2 separate regions of the Homo sapiens genome follow, and region 2 is linked to region 1. The links are chromatin contacts, found by Hi-C or POLR2A ChIA-PET in ENCODE. All regions are on one chromosome and are shown on one strand. Each heading gives the region's core, a stretch centred on a gene start or an enhancer-like site at or near the end of the contact. The rest is flanking DNA. Distances are from core to core; before and after follow the strand shown.

Evidence for each region. Hi-C counts contacts between places; a loop is a spot of excess contacts on that map. ChIA-PET counts read pairs that join two places held with the same protein, here RNA polymerase II (POLR2A). Pooled maps may share reads with other maps.
Region 2: a pooled map shows a loop between it and region 1 (6-fold over the local background). The contact joins two enhancer-like sites. A Hi-C loop is called at or near these places in 3 of 50 pooled maps. POLR2A ChIA-PET finds 5 or more read pairs at or near these places in 2 of 52 experiments (activated CD4-positive, alpha-beta T cell and activated T-cell).

What each region holds. Positions count from the first base shown.
Region 1 is chr3:188,355,664-188,361,487 of GRCh38, forward strand. All of the region lies in intron 3 of LPP (LIM domain containing preferred translocation partner in lipoma), which reads left to right. Among named protein-coding and RNA genes, the nearest start is that of FLJ42393, 180 kb to the left of the region's middle. Within about 2 kb of position 3,633, at least 3 of the 41 ENCODE cell types and tissues checked have a DNase peak (open chromatin) inside an H3K27ac peak, as active enhancers do.
Region 2 is chr3:188,785,366-188,791,189 of GRCh38, forward strand. The region is part of intron 9 of LPP (LIM domain containing preferred translocation partner in lipoma); the gene reads left to right. Among named protein-coding and RNA genes, the nearest start is that of MIR28, 99 kb to the left of the region's middle. Within about 2 kb of position 3,411, at least 2 of the 41 ENCODE cell types and tissues checked have a DNase peak (open chromatin) inside an H3K27ac peak, as active enhancers do.

The DNA of each region.
Region 1 (5,824 bases), core at 2,383-4,882:
GTCACAATATTTAACCCAAAGTGCTATTTACAGTAATGAATCAAAATGTCAGTCTTAAAAATATGAAGTGTCAAAGTGTTCCCACGTTGTAGAAAAGTTTGATGTGACAGTTTGTTAATCATATGACTATTCTATCAATGTGTCTCATAATGTCTTTTGCTCAACACTCTCGTAGGCTCCTCACACTTTTTTCATGAATTCCTAGCTTAAGTTACTAACCCAAGGAGCACATTTGAGTTGCGTGTCTCCCACACCTCACACAAAGGCGGCTATGTTTTGCTGTACTTAAAACTGAATGGATTTCACATTATTTTAGAGTGGTTTGATTTTGTGCCTGACGCATTTATGGATAGTAGCTTAAAAAATTTCTGTAATTTTGCTGTTTTCACTACAGAATCATCAAATGAAACTTTAACTTATAGCGCGGATGTTTTTTGTTTCTCCAAAGTTTCCCAAGATATCAGATGTCCTTATTTGCTAGTGCCCATTCGTTGAACTTGGACACATTTTTGAATTTTTCTCAGCACATTGATGATCCCAACTTCTTTTTCCTACTAAAAGGGCAGAGTCTTAGAACATAAATATTATATATGTGGAAAAGGGCAACATAGTTTCTTTCGGGAGGATTTTTGGCCATGCTACTCACTAGTTCGTGGATCACACTTAATCTCTGTGCCTCCGTGTCTTCTGGAGAAAATTTAAGGGTGAAATTAGATTAGATCAGTGAATTTTTAAACTTATGCTCTAGAAGCCCTAGGATTCTGGGTAGAAATGAAGCTCCAATGATTGAGTGTGGGGTGGGCAGTGGGGACTCTGGGCCCTTCAAACCAAGCAGCTCTGCTATTCGCTTGTTAAAATTTAGAGTTTTATAAACTGTTTCACTTAAAGAAAGGTTCTACTGCTTAACCTGCCTACCTGTTGGCATCACTGTCTTAAGTGATCTAGAGTCAGTGGCTTATTTCCCACAAGGATTCAGTGGGCAACTGTGGCAATAGTTCTTGGCTAACCTGGTCACTATGGAAGTTCTTTCCGTGGAAAAAGATTCTCCATCCTTCAATTTGAGATAAGATTTACTAATTGAGACCTCATTTGTTTCTGATTTTAATCTTTGCATCATTTTAGTTTTAATAAACTAACTTTCCAACTTACCAGATTTTCGGGTTGACAAAGACCATTATTTAGAGAAACACAGGCAAAGGAAAGTCTAAAAGCTTTGGCTGGAATTTCAACTGCTTCTGGTCAAGAATATGAATTTTACTTTGTACGGCCAAAGCGTTTCAACCATTCTGGGGAGGTGGGTGAATGCCCACAACTTGAACTTTTCATTCCATTGCTTTCCATCCTCAAGTCTCTCCCTTCTTCTCCATACACATGCAACTACCACCACCACCATGGTTCTCTTCGCATGGCCTATGTATGTCCCCAGACATGGTGGAGCAGAAAAGTAAAAAGTTGTGATTTACAAACCAAGGTAGAGACTATAAGAAGAACAAAAATGATTAAGGGGCATGAGTTAGTGACACTAACAAAAAGCCTTCATGTATCAACATAAAAAAATCAAATTGAAGAAAATATTTTTCATGGACAGAAAACCTACCCTAAAGACAGGAAAGAAGGTGAACGGCTATTTCACTAGATGCTGAAACATCATCTCCAAAGTTCCTCAGGAATCAAACTATGGGATTAGATTCAACTCTTTTAATAGCTGAAATCTAGAAGGGAGAGAGTGGTTACGTCTATAGTTTTATGAATGATGCTGAACTCTTTCTCACAATAAAATGCTCTTCTACTAACAAATTTAAAGACTTGAGCACCCAGAAACAGCAGTTGCATGCCAAGTCAGGAATATTCTTTTTTTAAGTCACATGTCAGCCACTGGGGATGCACCCGGGTTTAGGCTGGAGGTTGGAGAGGGTTCATCCAAAATCCATGCACAAGATATTTATCCAAAATTCTGGAGTGGTTCCTTGTTCATTCTCTGAAGAAATTGGTGAGATAAGGCAAGCATCCTAAACAAATGTTGAGCTCTAAAAATACAGTTTAAATAAAACAGAAAGCATTCTGAGTATAGTTTTGGCCAAAATAGAATAGTATAATAAATCATTTGGCTGGAGGGTATGACATGAGAATAAACAAAAAAACAGCATGTTTGCTATCTTTTCTGTTTATTTTACTTATGCATCAACCCCCTTCTGCCTCCTTTTACTCCTTGCTAGAGTGTGGAAGGATCTTGAATTCAGGGCCTTGTCTGTCTTGTTTTTCAGCTGGCTGGAGTCACACTTGGCTTATTTATGAGCTCAATAAACATTATGAATGGATGAGCAATTTTGAAAGATTGACATATTGAAGGAAAAAAATGACGTGAATCTGAAAAATTCTGACATGGCCACTTCTAAACTCTCTGGGACTTGTACTAAATGCTTATAGATTTAGGTAGCATTCTGAGCATTACCTCACTTATTCCTTTCAACCAGCCTCTGAGGAAGGTACTGTTATTATCACCATTTCACAGAGGAAGAATTGAGATCCAGAGATGTTACATAATTTGCCCAAGGTTACATAATAATAATATAATAGCTAAAGCCAGGATATGAACTCAGGTAGTCTGGCTTCAGCAGCTTCTCTCTTAACTACGAAGCTATATTGTTTCCACATGGTGATTATAATTATAACTGCCTGTTCTACTTTCCTGTACGTTGTGAGGCTGAGTTTAGGTGTGAAAGGATTAGGGAAGAAGTATATCAACTAGTGAAGGCGAGACAACACACAAACAACTATAACTTAAAGTAGATAGAAACTTGCAGAGAAAGTTCAGAGAAGAAAAAAGAACTATTATTTCCACCAGGGTGAAGGGCAGGAGTCAAAGAAGGCTTCCTGTGGGAAGTGACTTAGTTTGGCCTTGAATGAGTAGAATTATAGTAAAGGGAGATGCTTTCCAAGTAAACAGAATAAACAGTGGAAGAGATGCCAGTCTAATGCTGTTGAGTTTAGCAGATTCTTTCCGAAAGAGTGTGCGCTGAGAAGTGGGGAGTGGAGAGGGTTTGTGGTGGAAGGAGGTGGAAGCCCTGAGAAGGGATCTGAGTGGGAAGATGCAAGCGTTCCAAAAGCATATTCGCAATCTCTCTGGAGGTCAATCCTGGGCAAAATGTTGCTTTTGTCATGCTTTAACTCATTATTTTTTGATGCATTGTCCGCAAAGACTAGTCCAAGGAGGTACCACTCCAGAAAGAGTGGCCACACGAGTCTGGAAAATGCTGCACCCTCTGGTGCTCTATTAGGTGCTGACAGTGCGTGTTAACATGCCCAGTCTTCGAGGAAGTCCCGTGAGACAGCAATCACCTTGCTTTCTTTGACTGTAGACCTGGTTTGTTGTTTTACTTTGAGCAAACCCCTGTTAACATCCCTCAGAAGACACACTTCAGGAGCCCTCTTCCAGCCAACCAGCTGGACTAATTTGTGTAAACTTTCCAACAAGTTGTGTGCTTCTGCTGAACACAGGTCATCTCAGAGTAAAACTTGCTCCATTCTCAGGACAGCCAACAGTCCCCTTTTGAAAGAAGTTAGAGCACGTTTGCCTATAGAAATTGTTATGTGTCAGTTAGAAAGCAAGCTGCATCCGAGGTAACAAACTTGAGGAGCTGCAGCCCCTCTGACGAAGTAAAAGTGAGAAGCAGGAAGTGAAGGAGTCTCAGCTCTTGAAATAAAATGTGCATACGGGTGAGAGTTGCCAACCACAAGAACTCTAGCTGGCTGCCCTGAGAACATATTAGGAGAAAACATGGTTAAAGTCGGCACCTGACCTATTAGCTGCAGGGGCAGCTCATTATCTTTTTTATTCTTTCACCCTGCATTGGCCCGAAAGGGGAAGAGAGGCAGTAAGTGGACTGTAAAGAGTGCTTATTCCACGCTGGGCAGGTCATTAGAATTGTCATGTCAAATTCCCTTCCTTAATCCCCTCAACTACCCAGTGGAGTCAGGATTATTAATCTCTTCCTCTATACGTGAGGACAGTGAATCCAGAGTGGCTTGCTGGTGCTGAATAGATCATGTTGTCTTACAACTTGAGCTTTTCCCTTGTTCCTTTCCCTATTTGTCTGCTGAACTCATCTGTCTCCAGGTTGTAAATGAGATTCTCCTCTGAAGAGCCTCTGAGCCCCCTGTAACTCTATTCTTGTATTGCATGACGATACTCTTGTTCTTTAGGTTTATACCTCTTTCTCCCCTTAAGACCTAAAACTCGATCTGGGTTACTCTAGAGCCCACAGGTTTATATTGCACTGCTCTGCCCACATTCCAGCCTTCTCCACTTTAACATATGACTTGATGATAGCTTTTCAGACCCAGTCCCTCACAAGATACCTCTTTTTCAACCCATTATTTTAGACCTTCTTTACTTGACATATTTTGAGTTTTCTGGATTCTAGGCTTCCTTATCGTTAGTGTCACTTTCCCCCCTTCTGTTACATGTCTGTTACCTTCTTGCTATTTGCTTAGGTCCTACCTTAACTTTGAAGGAACGCTTTTCAAACCCGGCCTGCATCGGAATTAGGAATCCCACCCTCAGAAGTTATGGTTTAGTAAACCTGAGAGAGTGTGGGAGAATTTGTATTGCACTCCCAGATGATCCTGAAACTGTCATTCTGTGGGCTTATGTTTATTAGCACTTCTTTAAAGCATAGTTCAAGACCTCTGTTTTCCAGGATATTTAACTATCTTAGTCCAAAGTCTTTCCTTTCTTCCTTGCCTCCTTCTCTCTCTCCTCTTTGTCTTTTCTTCTTCTCTTCCTCCCTTCTTTCTCCCACCCTCCTCTCTCTTTCTTCTCATGAAGTCCATATGATATCCTGTCTGAATTACATAACTTTTTTTTTCTTTTTGTGGAGATGGGGTCTCACTATGCTGCCCAGGCTGGTCTTGAATTCCTAGGCTCAAGCGATCCTCCCATTGAAGCCTTCCAAAGTGCTGGGATTACAGTCATGAGCCACCACATCTGGCCTGAATTAGACAACTTCTTATTTATGTGGATCTCAGAAGCTCCATCATCCACTTCTTAAGCCTGGTAAACACTTTTATTAGATAAGAGAGACAGTTTTGCATAAATGAACAAAAATCTAGATGAAAAGTTCTCGAATCCTGAATCACATCTTGCCATAACCTCTTACTAGCCGTGTGTTCTTGGACATCTTATGGACTGGAGTTTCCTTGTCTCTAAAATAATTATTCCATTTCCTTGTACTGCAGAAGCTCATGAAAAAGGTCAAATGAGATAGCGGGTGTATAAAGTGCTACACAAATGCAATGATGCTAATAGTAAATTATTGTTGATGTTTTCTTTGTTTCTGTACAGTTGACTCATTTGCTTTATCATTAATGATGAGGCATGAAAGAAATGCTGCTTGTTTTTAATGAACTATGGAAGACTAGGTGGAGCTGACGGGATGTTGGGATTTCAGGAAAGCTCTTTTAGGTTTCTGGAAATGATACTCATACCAATAGTTGTGAGCTTAGGTTGAAGAGCAATGTTGTATTTATACTATAATTTTTCTTCAAATAAACTGTGATAAAGATTTTGAATATTACTTTCATATTCTGAACTTCTCATGTACACTTGAAAAGAGTCATGAAATAGTAGTAGCGGTTGCCATTTATAGGGGTCGTAGGGTGTTGTTATGGTTAAATTTATAAATCCTTAAAATTATGATTTCTATCACAAAAATGCCTAAAAGGGTGCATTCTCTAGGTTTTTTCCTTCTTTCATTCCCTTCCTTCCCTCCCCTCCCTCCCTCCTTCCCCTCCCTCCCTTCCTTCCTTCCCTCTCCTTTCCTTT
Region 2 (5,824 bases), core at 2,161-4,660, 430 kb after region 1:
ATCATATATATATATTCCATCATATATATATATTCCATCATATATATATATTCCATCATATATATATTCCATCATATATATATATTCCATCATATATATATATTCCATCATATATATATATTCATCATATATATATATTCCATCATATATATATATATATATATTCCATCATATATATATATACACACACACACACACACACACACACATACCCACACATCCCAGTTTCTTTATCCACTTGTTGATTGATGGGCATTTGGGTTGGTTCCATGATTTTGCAATTGCGAATTGTGCTGCTATAAACATGCTTGTGCAAGTATCTTTTTCGTATGACTTCTTTTCCTCTGGGTAGATACCCAGTAGTGGGATTGCTGGATTAAATGGTGGTTCTACTTTTAGTTCATTAAGGAATCTCCACATTGTTTCCATAGGACCAGCCTGCTGATTTTCTCTTTACCTATGTCTCAGTTACCTTTGCTGTTTTGTATTCTCCCTGACTCCTAAGTTGTCCAGTCTCTCTGGGATCATTTTCTTTCTCAATTTTCTCTTTAGTCACCCTCATATCCTCCCAAGCTTTTAGATATCATCAGTATGCTGACATGTCTCAAATAGGTACCATGATGGTTTTGTTACTATTTTTTATCTTAGCCATTCTGATAGGTGTGTAGTAATTATCTCATTATAGTTTGACTTGCTTTTCTCAAAGTGCTAATGATATTAAACATCAGTGCAGGCTGGGCCCGGTGGCTCATGCTTGTAATCCTAGCACTTTGGGAGGCTGAGGCGGGTGGATCACTTGAGGTCAGGAGTTCGAAACCAGTGTGGCCAACATGCTGAAACCCTGTCTCTACTAAAAATACAAAAAAAATTACCCGGGCATGGTGGCGGGTGCCTATAATCCCAACTACTTGGGAGGCTGAGGCAGGAGCATTGTTTGAACCTGGGAGGCAGAGGTTGCAGTGAGCCAAGAGCATGCCACTGCACTCCAGCCTGGGCAACAGCGTGAGACTCCGTCTCAAAAAAAAAAAAAAAAAAAAAAAAAAAAACCAACCATCAGTGCAGAAGAGGATGTGGAGTGGAGAGACTGCATCAATTATATTTTGCTGATGAGAATATAAGATGGAACAACCATTCTAGAGAAAGTTTTGGGAATTTCTTCTTTTAAAACTAATCCTGCAACTACCATGTGACCCAGCAGTTGCACTCCTGGGCATTTATCCCAGGGAAATGAAGACTTGTATATCCCAGGGAAATGAACAAATCAAATATTTGTTCATAGCAGCTATATTTGTAAGATTCCCAACCTGGAAAAAACCCAGATGTCTTTCAACAGGTGAATGGTTAAACGGTGGCACATTCTTACCCTGGAATACGATTTAGCAATAAAAGGAAGGAGTTGTTGATATATGCAACACCTTGGGTGAATCTCAAAAGAATTATACTGAGTGGGAAGGGCCAACCCCCAAAGGCTGCATACTGTATGATTCTATATATAACATTCTTGAAATAACACTATATAAATGGAGAACAGATTAGTGTTTGTCAGGAGTTAGGGATGGGAGACAAGAAGTCAGGGATTAGGAATTGGGGGTTTGGGGTAGCTGTGGTTATAAAAGGACAATAGAAGGGATCATTGTGGTGATGGAACTGCTCTGTATCTTTGCCATGGTGGCAGATACATTAATCTATACAGGCAGTGCAATTACATAAATCAAATACACACACACCTGCATGAACTTACACATATATACAGACAAGTGGAGAAATCTGAATAAGATTGATAGACTGTATCAATCTCATATTCTGGCTGTAATATTGTACCATAGTTTTACAAGGTATTATTGTTGGGGGAAACTGGATAAAGGGTACTTAGATCTCTACGTTATTTCTTTCAACTTCATATGAATCTACAATTATAAGAAAATTTAAAGTTTAATTTATAGAAAAGGCAATTTTAGATTTGAAATAAAATTCCTACATTAACTGAAAAATTAATTAAATATAAATTTAAAATCAAAATTAAAAACCCTTTGACAACTTTAGATCTCTCTCTCTTACACACACACGCACACACACACATACATCTAAGCTTTATTGTCTTTGCTCTACTAACAGTTCAGCTCCCTGTAATTCAGTTTCTATCCCCACCTCTCCACTTACACCACACTTCTGAACATCACCAGTGACCTCTTTGATGTTTAATACACTTAAGACTCTTCAGTCCTTATCATTCTTGAGCTCTTGCAGCATTTAAAGATGTTGACTCTATCTTTGTTTCATTTGACTTCTATAGCACCGTACACTCTGGGTTTTCTTCCTATCGCTGTACACAACTTTCTACCGTTTTTAATAGATTTCCTCTCTTCATTCCTTAAATTCTCCATTTTTCTTGAGTTCTGCCCTAATCTCCCTTCTTGTCTCAATCTGTACTCCTGAGTTATTTCATCTGCTTCCGTGAGTACAAATATCATCTGTGTGCTGAGAACTCTCTGGCCAAAATCTGCAGCTGGATCTCTCTGTAAGCTCCAGATATGTATCTATCATTTTAGCCTGCAGTCTTCATAGATTGGCCCATAGGCCCACAAATGCAACAGTTTCAGACAGAACCCAAGGTGTTCCCTTTTAAACCTGCTCCTCTCTGTGTTCCTTTTCCATGAATGGCATTACCTTGTTGCTCCAACCAAAGGCACAGGAGCTGGCCTGTATCCTTCCTCTTCCTTCAGTATCCCCTCTTATCCACTTATTAACCAATTTCTGACATAATACTTTGGCTTCCTTTATATCTTCTTTCATTTATGAGACAAGTTCCTTCAGTGTTTTCTAGTGACTTTTCATTACTTGGAAGAGACAGTTCATACTCCTCACACTACCATGTAAAGAGCTCATAGCCACATGCACACACATGCACATCCACTTGTGCACACATACCTAAACACACACCCAAAACAGAGAGATTGTCTCATGCCTGTGGCTGGGTAAACACTTGTCCTTGATGGAATGTGTAGCTTTCCCATCTCCATCCCAATCACCTAGCCAAAAACTCTCCTCCTTCAGGCCTCCATTTAGACATCACTTTTCCCTCAAGTATGTGTGATTCTTGTGCCTTATCCTCCCCATCATCCTGTAATAGCATCCTCTGCTTTTCCTCATCATAGCATTTAGAAGACTGTATTTAAATTACCTATTTGACACATACCTCAGTAGCTATACATTTTCCCTAAGGGGAGGGTTGATGTCTTGTTTCTCATTGCATCCTGCAGTAAGCACCGAGTAAGTGTTTCTTGACTCTGGGGCTGTACTGAGTTGAAGAAGGATGACATCACTGACTACAGAACCCTTTGTATAAGCATCAAAGGGGTAGCAGTGGGGTAAATGATCACATCCTGGCTAAATGGTTCCGATTCCTACAACCCTGCAGCACGCCCCCCCGGCTCTAAACCTTTTAGTCATTTCCTGTGAATCTTGCCAGCACTCATTTCATTTTTTGTTTTTTCCATTTTCTTCATCTTTCCCACATAGTATAGACCAGAATGAATCAAGGTCTAACTTATGCTGACTGTCCGTGTTGCATCATCAGTCTTTGGGGCCCCTTCTCAGTTTCTGTGGCTGCTCTTGTGCCTGCTGACTCCATCCCTGTAGACCTTGCTGTTCCTCCCAGTCTGTGGCCACTAACCTCAGTTATTTTTACTGAATGTGTTACCTCATCCATAGTGAGTCTTTTGTTGTTGTTGGGTTTTTTTTTTAGCAACAATGTATTTTTTAATTAAGGTATGTACATTGTTATTTTAGACATAATGCTATTGCACACTTAATAGACTACCATATAGTGTAAACATAACCTTTACTGCACTGGGAAACCAAAAAAATAAGTGTGACACACTTTATTCAATAGTCACTTTATTGCAATGTTCTGGAACCCTTTTTGTTGTTGTTGTTGTTGAACGGTTATTATAACATGTCTGATTTAGAGGAAAGTACACTGAACTGAAAATCAGGAAAGCTGGGCCCAGGGGGCTGGCCTTGAGCAGCTGACTAAGCCTGTACATTTAATTCAAAAAGAGCTACTCAGGTTATTCCCTTAATCGGTCTTATACTTTATGACAGTAAGCACTTACCTCGTTCTGTCACATGGTGTGGCCAGATTATGCATGTACTATGATTCAAAACATTCACGTAAATAAATCTTCCTAACATACAAGAATTATGTGTCTGTGGTGCTTTCCAGCTTTTGATGTGCTTGCAAACCCATTTTCTCATTTAATCCTCACAAAGTTGGAAACCAGCTCACTTACTTATTCATGTTTACAGGAATAATCAACATTGATGCCAATAATTTTGATTATATATTTTAAAAATCTCATGAAATTGGTTTTAAAAGAATCATTTATTAGACAAAAAGAGTGAACCTATCAACAGGCAATTCACAGAAGAGAAAATAAAAATAACAAATGAACCAATGAAATGATGTTCAAATTATTTAAAGAAATACAGTTTAAAATATTATTTTTTCATTCTCAGACCAGCCGGCATTTATAAGTTCAATGCTTGGTATTGGCAAAAGTATGGGAAGCATGTACTCACATGGGCTTGTGATAGGAGTACAAATTAATACAACCTTTTCGAAACAAAATTTAGCACTATCTTTCAAAATTTTAGGTGTGCACTATTTTTGACCCTGCAACTCGATTTCAGACAGTAGGCGTATTTGCATAAAGGCACAGTGGTATTCTGTTTCAGAATACACATTGCAACATTTTTATGATAGAATAAAAGGACTAGTAAAATAAAGTACAGCAACTGCATGCAATAATAACATGGAGGCTATCAGAAAAATAAGACAAATCTATATATGCTAATTAAAGACACCTTAAAAACTATTTTAGGAAAAAACAAGGTACAAAATAGGACATAAAGGATCTGATTTGTGTTTGAAGAAAAATTTCAAACATGAGTGTTTATATGTGAATGTGTGTGTGGTGTGTGCGTGTGTGTGTGTGTACATGCTTATACAGGCATGTATAAGCAATCTGATACATGCCTGTATAAGTATTACCCAATCTTTTAGTGATTATCTCTGGAAAAGAGTTTTACTTTTCATTCTCTACCCTTCTATGACAGTTGAATTTTTGAATTTTTAAATGAATAAATGTGTGTGTGTTGTGTATTTTTAAAGTTAACATACAGACTGAGCGCAGTGGCTCACGCCTGTAATCCTAGAACTTTGGGAGGCGAATCACCTGAGGTCAGGAGTTCAAGACTAGCCTGGCCAACATGGTGAAACCCTTGTCTCTACTAAAAATACAAAAATTAGTCGGGTGTGGTGGCGGGCACCTGTAATCCCAGCTACTCGGGAGGCTGAGGCAGGAGAGTCGCTTGAACCAGGAGGTGGAGGTTGCAGTGAGCCAAGATCATGCCACTGCACTCCAGCCTGGGCGACAGAGTGAGACTCTGTCTCCAAAAAAAAAAAATGTTAGCATATAGCGTAGAATTCAGCTTTTCTTATTCTAGGTAGCGATGGTGCTTTTCACTGCTTTGCCCAACTTAATTGACCCAAGTAGAAAAGTCTTCAAAAAAAAAAAAACGCTTTAGAAAAACACTTTAGACACTTTAGATTTATGTGACTTCAAAAGTCAAAAATGGTAATAATCCTGCTTAGGCAGAAGCCTTGCCCTCAGTCCCAAAACATGATGGACAAGCGGGTGACTTACCTGTGGCTTTTCTTGTATCTTGCAGTCTGTCAGCAATCATGAAATGTAGGCCTCAGAGTGGAAGGGCCCCTAGAGACCATCCATTGCCTCTCAGGAGCATGGTCATTCTGCAGATC